Regions from separate parts of the Homo sapiens genome. Here region 2 is linked to region 1. The links are chromatin loops, found by intact Hi-C in ENCODE. Cell type or tissue: K562. All regions are shown on one strand. Each heading gives the region's core, and the rest is flanking DNA. Links, peaks and the distances in the headings are about the cores only. Region 1 has its middle 28 kb from the start of LY9. Region 2 overlaps SLAMF1 (signaling lymphocytic activation molecule family member 1).

The links. Peaks named below come from ENCODE experiments on the same cell type or tissue, not always from the same donor. Only the 100,000 strongest peaks of a DNase experiment are listed, where the experiment ranks them.
Region 2: it touches region 1 in a loop (2.1-fold over the local background); 6 of 110 quality-filtered maps call a loop at or near these places.

Annotation. Positions count from the first base shown.
Region 1 is chr1:160,766,372-160,770,765 of GRCh38, reverse strand. No RefSeq gene overlaps it. Among named protein-coding and RNA genes, the nearest start is that of LY9, 28 kb to the left of the region's middle. RefSeq lists enhancers at 2,294-2,743, 2,774-2,823. In K562, for the core only: a CTCF peak has its summit at 2,257; a DNase peak (open chromatin) is centred at 2,285.
Region 2 is chr1:160,625,345-160,629,738 of GRCh38, reverse strand. All of the region lies in intron 3 of SLAMF1 (signaling lymphocytic activation molecule family member 1), which reads left to right. Among named protein-coding and RNA genes, the nearest start is that of SLAMF1, 20 kb to the left of the region's middle. RefSeq lists enhancers at 1-79, 2,390-2,439. In K562, for the core only: no CTCF peak of the experiment used is centred there; DNase peaks (open chromatin) are centred at 2,548 and 3,438.

The DNA of each region.
Region 1 (4,394 bases), core at 96-4,095:
GCATAGACGTATAAATACAAACCTCTGCCACAGAGCACTATTCACTCTTTGCGTCTGAAGAGAACCAGAACCCCTTAACTCTTGGGCGGCAGCCTGCCGTCTGAATGTGAAGGAGAAGGAAGAATTAGTACAATGCCTGTTTTTGAGCTCTTCAAGTCACCAGCATTTTGTAGGAGTGGAATGCTTCATCTCCTGGCCCCTAACTTCGGGGTAGCAAAATGAGAAGCTAATGCCTGCTGGAAAGGGTCCCAAGATAGAGAAGCTAATGCCTGCTGGAAAAGGTCCCAAGATACTGAAAGCTCTGAGATTGCACTAGAAGAGAAGAGCTCAAATCCTGCCACTTACCCACAAAAAGCCAGGGAAGTGAGTGTCTACTGGAAATTGTTTTAGGTGTGAAGTATGAACTGTATGTATCTGAAGGCTTCCTGCCTTGGTGCTGCCAGATGCCCTTGCTGTGTGACAGGAGGAGGTGAGAACAGGTTGAAAGAGGAGGAAACGACTAATGACCCTTAGGAGCAGATCGATTACCACCCTATGAAAGAGTAAGTTGACAGTTCAGACTATGCAAAAACAAATTGTTGGAAAAGCCCCCTTCATTTTTCTTAGCCGAAAAGTAAACAGATTGCTACAATCTGGCATCTCTGTAGTTTTACCCACTCTCTCCACACCCCAAAGTACAGCCATTAAAGCCCCACGGTCACTACACATGTCTCTGTGTTATGACCTTGCTTTTCTTTCTCCTCGAGGGGACTCATTGACCTTTCTCCATCTGGCTCAATCTGTGTCAAGTTGCTTCTTGACCCATTTGTTTTTCCATCGGTTGTGAGCTCTTTGAAGTTAGGGGTCATGCTTTATCCATCCCTGCTTCTTGGCCATAGCACATAGTTGGTGCTCACTAAATACTTGCTGAAACACTTGTCAACTAAAGAAAAGCCAAGTTTTTAAAGAATTAAAGTGAGTTTTATTTAGTCTTACTGAGGTTGGCAACCCAGGAGAGTCTTTCGGAGAGTTTCTGTTAGACTGCTCCAAAGCAGTGTTTCAGCCTACAGCTTATACATAAGGTGACAGTCATTCTGCCTGTGCTCAAAAGTTATGTAAGAGCAAAATTTCACCAAAGTTTGGGTGCAAGGGTACATCTAGTTATAGATTACAGAGGCATAATGATTAATCCTGTCAACCATTATCTTATGTACAGCAAAAAGACAAAGGCCAGGATCATTGAATTTATCTTTTCTAAAAATGCAGTGATTTAGGTAAGAGATGTGGTAACCTGGGCTCCATCCTTCTTATCATCTTCAGGGCATCCTTCCGAAGGGCTGTCCTCAGTCACTGAGTCAGGGGCTTTGTGAAATTCTGCTGGCAGCTGAATGAGCAAACATGGCCTCTTATGTTTGCTACTTTGTCTTACAGAGTAAGTGAATGTAAAACAAAAACAAAAACAGAATGAATGAATGAAAGTCTCTGTGAGAGAAGCAACCTATCCATTGCTGTTTGCCTTTCCCACAGTTCTGGGTTTGGCTAGGGAGAGTTCACATCCCTGCTGATGTTTATTTTAAATTTCGAAGCAATAAGGAAATTGAAAAATGGACACAAAATTCAGGGGTATCTATTTCCTTTCTATTCATACAGCCTTATATTTTGCCTTCTAAGCTATTCTTTTCCTTGTATTCTTTTTAGACTCTCATTCAGATTATGTTACCTCAATATTCTTCCCTTAGAAGACTTTAAGAAGCAGATTCCATTCAACAGTTTTACTCTACAGAAATACTGTGTGTAAGGCCGGGTGCGGTGGCTCATGCCTGTAATCCCAGCACTTTGGGAGGCTGAGGCAGGTGGATCCCCTGAGGTCAGAAGTTTGAGACCAGCTGGCCAACATGGTGAAATCCCATTTCTACTAAAAATACAAAATTTAGCTGGGTGTAGTGGTGCACACCTGTAATCCCAGCTCCTCAGCTACTCAGGAGGCTAAGGGAGGAGAATTGCTTGAACCTAGGAGATGAAGGTTGCAGTGAGCCAAGATTGCACCACTGCACTCCTGCCTGGGCAACAGAGTGAGACTCCATCTCAAAAAAAAAAAAAAAAGAAGAAGAAGAAGAAGAGGAAATACTGTGTGTTTTCCTCAGTGTTCATGAAGCTTAATGTGCAGGTATTTTCATAAGGTTCTATATTTTATTGAAAAACAGACAACAAAACAAGAAACAGACTAGTAAAATTGCTGAATATGTGCATGGTTTGCCAGCTGGGCCAAGAGGAGGCAGCAGTGAGCTAACCCAGGGCTTGCTGTGTGGCTTGGAGGATCCTGTCACCATCAGCCTGCATTGTGACCTTGCTTTCATTTTCTCTCTCTGAGATGAGGGAGTTAGACTACATGATCCTTAGAGTCTCTTCCAGCTCCAAAATTCTCTGTGTAAGTTTTAAATAGATGTTTGGGACTGATTTAGGTCTGGGAAGAGAAAAGTGAAGGAAACAGACAAAAATTCCCTCCGTTTATGAAGCTTACATTCCCATGGGGCCTTCCAGACCCTACGGTTGTCATAGTGGCGAGGAGGCTGCCTGGATTGGAGGGTATGAGGCTGGGTAGGAAGTCAGACCAGGGCTTGACCAGTAGGCATCAGACAGATCCAGGGACCAGGCAAAGCAGGAAATGAATGAAATTCACTGGGTCCAAGTGAGATGGGAGCAGGGAACAGGCTCTCCACAGAGCCAAGCAATCAGAGGGATTGTGCTAGGTCCCTAACTGACCAGGAGGAGACAGGCAGAGTTGTACCCACAGGACAGTTGGGCCTGCAGAACCTCCAGAACCAGAAAGTCCGTTTAGCAGCCTGACTCAGCAAGGCTTGCTTCTGCTCCTGGGGAGATGCACAGGTCCCAGCATGCAAGTGACTGGGAGGGAACATGGAGAACACAGCAAAGAGGAGGAGCTAGAAAGAGCACCGGAGGAGTGAGGGGAGGAACAGCTCAGAGCCTTATAGCTGACAAGCCTTCTGTAAGGGTGGCGTGAATGAGTGAATGACACAGAGGGGAGTGTTTGCTACTTTGCTTGATCTGTGAGCACTGGTCAGCTGCCTCTTATTATATGCCTCAACTTTATAATGATATGATTAACTGCTATTCTCAGGTCTTCAGTTACTCTTTATACTTAAAGTTCTAGAGGCTCAGTTCTGAATGGAATCTATATAATTAGCCAGTAGTCTCTTTATGATGAGGTAACTTCTGTCGAAGGACTGTGATGTTATACTCTGCTGAACACTTTACGTGTATGATTATCTTTACCTTTAATCTCACTACAATCCTATGAGGTAGAAAGTATCTTTCACATTTTATAGAAGAGAAAACTGAGGTTCCAAGAAACTAAGCATTTTGCTCATGGTCATAGGACTAAGAGAAGATACATGACGTCCAGAGTTGCTTTTCTCTTTCTCTCTCTCTTTCTCTATCTCTTTCTCTCTCTCTCTCTCTCTCTCTCTCTCTCTCTCCCCCCTCCCCTCTCTGTATCTCTTCCTCTCTCCTCTCCAAGTTTTCAGTGTGGTGAAAGTAATGCAGATTAGTGACTAACCACTGTGGGTAGCATGGGTTTTTTCTTCTTTTTCCCCTTTTTAATTACACATCCTTTCCTTTCGTTTTCCTGGTGCTCTAAGCCAGCTCACCCCTGGTTTTTTATTCTGCCTTGTTTGGGATGGAGGTGGTATGCATGGAAGAGCAAAAGCAAAAACTTTAGGTAGCCTCAGCCCTAAAGTAGAGCCAGGATCCACACCAATGTCTCCTCTTAACTGCCTCAACCACTTGCCTTGCTGTCTGCCCATCTTTGAAGTGGAGATCTTAGTGGTTAGCCTCTGGGCCTCACCTTCATCTCTCCCTGTCCTCATCTTGTTTGCTTTCTTCCCAGACTAACTCAGCTCCAGGATTGTCCCTTCTGGAAGCTATCCCATGCGGCTGTCCCTGCCTTATACAGGATCTACCTTGGCAGAGGGAAAACAACTCTTGGTCCTTGTCATGGTAAATTTTATGTGTCAACTTGACTGGGCTAAGGGATGCTCAGATACCAGATAAAATATTGTTGCTGGGTGTTTTCAGAGGTCATCAGCATTGGAATCAGTAGATGAAGTAAAGAAGATTGCCCTCACCAATGAGGGCAGGCATCACACATCTATCGAGGACCTGAATAGAACAAAAACGCAGAGAGGAGGGATAAGGAAGGACTTGTTAAAGATTACAAAATTATAGCTAGATAGGAGGAATAAGAGGAATAAGTTATAGTGTTCTATACCACTCTAGGATGACTACAGTTAACAATAATGTACAGTTTTAGATAACTAGAAGGAGGACATTGAATGTTCCCAACACAAAGAAATGATAAATGTTTGAGATGACAAGTATGTTAATTACCCTTATGT
Region 2 (4,394 bases), core at 166-4,165, 140 kb after region 1:
CCAGAAAAGACTCGTATTACCACGAAAGCATGAGCGCAATCTCACTGGAGCTAGTAGCCTCTGCAATGCTGGGTGGGATAGGCAGGTTGTAAGTGATTTTTCTGGAAGCTGTGAACTCCGTAAAAATGTTTACTTGGATGGTCCCAGAACTTAAATTAGTATATGGTTCATGAGGATCCTTCCCCACCCCCAGTTCTGAATGGAAACTGCCACGAACAAGAATGTATCTCTTGAAGATGGCAGCCTTTGCTGACAGAACCACATGAAAGGCAGGAAGGAGATCCGGCACGCTCCCACCGTTACGCTAACGTCGCAGTATCTCCTAGGTGAACTGCATTTGTTTCTCAGATTCTTTTTAGTTTTCTTTTTCATCTTCCCTAAAAAAAATATTAATAATAAGATTTTGGGACTTGAGAAGAGAGAGAGAGAGAGAGACACGCTTCTGTGTTTCTGTGACAACACTTTCAGAGACAAGAAAAAAAACGCCCTCTGGCTTTTTCCTTGGATGTGTGACTGTCTGCCAAGTTATCACGTTTAAACCACAGACAATAGGTGGAGAGGGCCCAGGGTGGAGACTCGAGCAAAGCACTCTTCCCAAATGGCATGTGAGTTATTGACCAGCCTGCTCGGCCGCCTCTAAGAGCCTCGGGAGTAGGGGGAGTTCCAAACCTCTGGTTCAGAAATGTTCAGGTAGCATTTCTTTGTGAATGAAGGAGTCAGGAGCTTCTAGACCCCAAGACAACTTTGATTTCTCAGCATCACCATCCAGAGAGGCCTCACTACATGACTGAGCAAAGAGAAGAAGAGCTGGAGCTTCTGCCACAGGAAATGGTGGTTTGAAAATGGGAGCACAGGTGAAGCGCCGATGGCACAGACACACACTTGCCTCCTGGCTCCATCTTGTTATTGTAAAGTATAAGCCAAGTGGGTCACTTCTCCTTCCCTTTGATTCCTGCCTTGGGCCATTCAGCAGGTGACCCTGCATTCCTTCTGGTAATTTTTAAACAGAAAGCTACGTGACAGTCTTTTTCTAGATCCATTTTTGTGGACTCTCATTTAATTTAACTTAGTTCATCGAGTGCATATTGAGTGCCCTCCTGCCCTATATTGTTTCCGGTGGAATGGAGGATACAAATAAAGAATAAGGTACAGGGCCTACCTTCATGGAATTTGCAATCAAAGTGGGACTTCTACATCTTACTAGCTAGAAAAATATAATATTTAAAGAAACATATTATAATCAAGGAACTGCTACTAGAATTCCTCTTTGAAAAGGAATTGTATTTGTTTATGATAGTACCTTAATAAATGCTAGAAGGCAGGTGGAGACCCCCCAGGAATCTGGGTGTGGGTTGGATGGTTCTGTATGAGAATGGAGGAAGATGATACTTGTGCAGAAATGGGAAGAGAAAGAGAGAGTCTGAACCTGCTAGGTGGTGAAAGCTGCCTGGTTCACAATGGAATTTGCTCCCTGGGACCCTTCAATCTTCAGCAGAGAACTTAAACCCACAAAATTATTGGTGTAAGTTTTTAAAAAAAAGTTTTTTTGGTTTGTTTGTGGAAACTGATTGTATTAGTCCGCTCTCATCCTGCCAATAAAGACATACCTGAGACTGGGTGATTTATAAAGGAAAGAGGTTTAATTGGCTCATAGTTCCACATGGCTGGAGAGGCCTCACAATCATGGTTGAAGGCGAATGAGGAGCAAAATCATGTCTTACGTGGCAGCAGGCAAGAGAGTTTGTGCAGGGGAGCTCCCATTTATAAAACCATCAGATCTTGTGAGACTTATTCACTCCCATGAGAACAACATGGGGGAAACCACCCCATGATTCAATTATCTCCACCTGGCCCCACCCTTGACACATGGGGATTATTACAATTCAAGGTGAGATTTGGGTGGGGGCGTGGCCAAACCATATCACTGATGAAGTGACTAAACCTTGCACCCAAGGAAGCACAGAGTAGAGCAAGCAGAGTTATAGGAGCAAAGACTTAGAGAACCATGAGGAAATTACTCCCAGAAATTACAGAAATCATGTGCAGCTTGACCTGAACAAACTGTAATAGTAGCACTTTTTTCATACTTATCCAAATTTCTAAGAGCATGGGGTCTCTGACATTTGATTTCCATGTAAATATAATTAAAGAATAGCAACAAATGGATGAGCACCAAGTATAAAAATACTTGGGCCTACTATACAGGTAGGGAAACTAAGCCATAAGTAAAGAACAGATGGGACTGAAGCATCTCTGGACACTGGTGAAGAGACTCCTTTGGACTTAAGATCAAACTCATTTTCTTGTCTTTCCAATCAATCAACAAGAATTTACTGAGACTCTATTATGTACTGAGTACTAAGAGAGCTGTTAAAGTAGTGTAAGAGATGGTCTCTGGCCTCCTAGAACCTAGCAACTATTTGGAGAATTGAGGCTAGCAGAAGTAATTGACACTTACTGACCACATGATGGATTCCAGATATTGCTCTAGGCACTTTCCATACATTACTATATGGGTTTCTCAGAACAACACTGTGAACTTATTGTTATGCTCATTTTACAGATGAGGAAGTTGAAGCCACAGAGGGTATGAGTAGCTTATCTGTAGTCACAGAGCTATCAAGTGGTAGACCCAGAATTTGAACTTATCTATCTGGCTCCAAATACCATCACTGAAAATGGTCTGCATGGTAAAGATGATGTTGCCAAAACTCAGGTTCTAAGATACATGACATAAACCACAGGTGCTGCAGGAGTCCAAGGGACAGGGAAGAACAAGAGCTGGGATGGTCAGGAAAGGTGACACAAAGAAAGGAAGATTGGCCTGGGCATCAAGGCTAGGCAGGCATGGTGGACAGCTTAGGGTGCAGCAGGAAGGAGAGTATGGAGTGGAGCCTGGGGCCAGGAATGAGCATGTGTTGGATGGAGGATGATGAAGGATGGGTTGGCTGCTCAGAGGGCTTTTGACTCAAAAGGTTTGAGTCAAAAGGGCTTTGACATCACTACTGCCTTCTTTATGGGGACCGCATCTCCAGAGGCTAAAGCACAAACCACAAAATCTGCAGTTCCCATCTTATCCAGCTCTGCCACTGACTTTTTCTATGACTCTGGATACTCCTGTCTGTGTCTCAGTGTCCTCAAAATAAAATTAGTGGGTTGGGTGAAATAAGCACTATACTATAGTTCCCTTAAGGTTAAAAAGGTCTATGATTCATATTTGTATCCAAAGATGAGGAAAAAAATTAGAGTTTATGAAATATCTTTCAGGACCATGGCCAACTTGTCTCTCAGATCTAGATGGACTGGCAGAAGCTTGTCATAGGACAAAGGTAGCAGATTGCTTTCATCCTCTAGAGACCCTAGAAAAGATAGAGAGGGCCGGCGTTGTCATGTCCTGAAGCCTTGGTGCTGCACCCAGTCATCGTTAGTTTCTGTGAGTTGGTGGGCAGCAGAGCAACCGGCGTCGGGCGCGAGGGAGAGGAGGCTGACTCACCAGGCATTACTGGTGCAGTTTTGTCTTTTATTTTCCAGTTCAGAGGTACTACTTTGTCTGTTGGTTTTATTTTTTTAATCTCAAGTGAAATTGGAAAGAAATATTATCTTTTAAAATGATATAAATGGTGGGGGTGTTTCTTCTCAAATCAGTTGTTGTATTGGAAGTTCCCAAAGTATCTATGATAGAAGAAGAAAGAGGAACTAGTCAAAATAGTAAGTGCTACTATAATGGTTTGCTGGATCAGTTCCATAGGCTGACGAAACACAAAGTTCAGGCTACTGGCTTTGCTTCTTATCCTAGTATTAGAGTGATTTCTCCAGTGGTTCCTAGTGTCGATATCATAAACCTTGAATGAATCAATCTGTCTCAAACACACACATACACACATACACACACACACACACACACACACACACACTCCTGCACAGAGGGTTCTCAGTGACCATAAGTCACTCAGAGTGGAGCTGCTCCTTCCTCCAGCATCAGCAATGATTCAAAATGTCATGCTTTATACAAATTCAGAACTCTCTGCCTGCCTCCTAACTTTTTTTTTTAATCAGAGCATAAGACTGTTGAAGTTGGTATCTGGCAAAATTAAAACATTTAATTTAGGGGATAGAACCTATAACCAAGGTGTTTGCAAAGTCAGTTCAGTGAGATTCCTTGGGCTAACTTGATGTGTGAAAGGCCTAAGGAGAAAAAGAATCTTTTCAAATCCAGAAGGCAACTTCTTGCCAGCTATCAGGCTGGAGGCCCCTTTGGATCTTGTAGGCTGCATTTTATGAATTCATTGAGACTGTCTGTATCTTTGGTCAACTCTGTAAACATCTGATTGTGTCCACCATGATTCTTTCCTTTGGAACCCGACTATTTTTCTTTCAATTTCTGCCCCACAAAT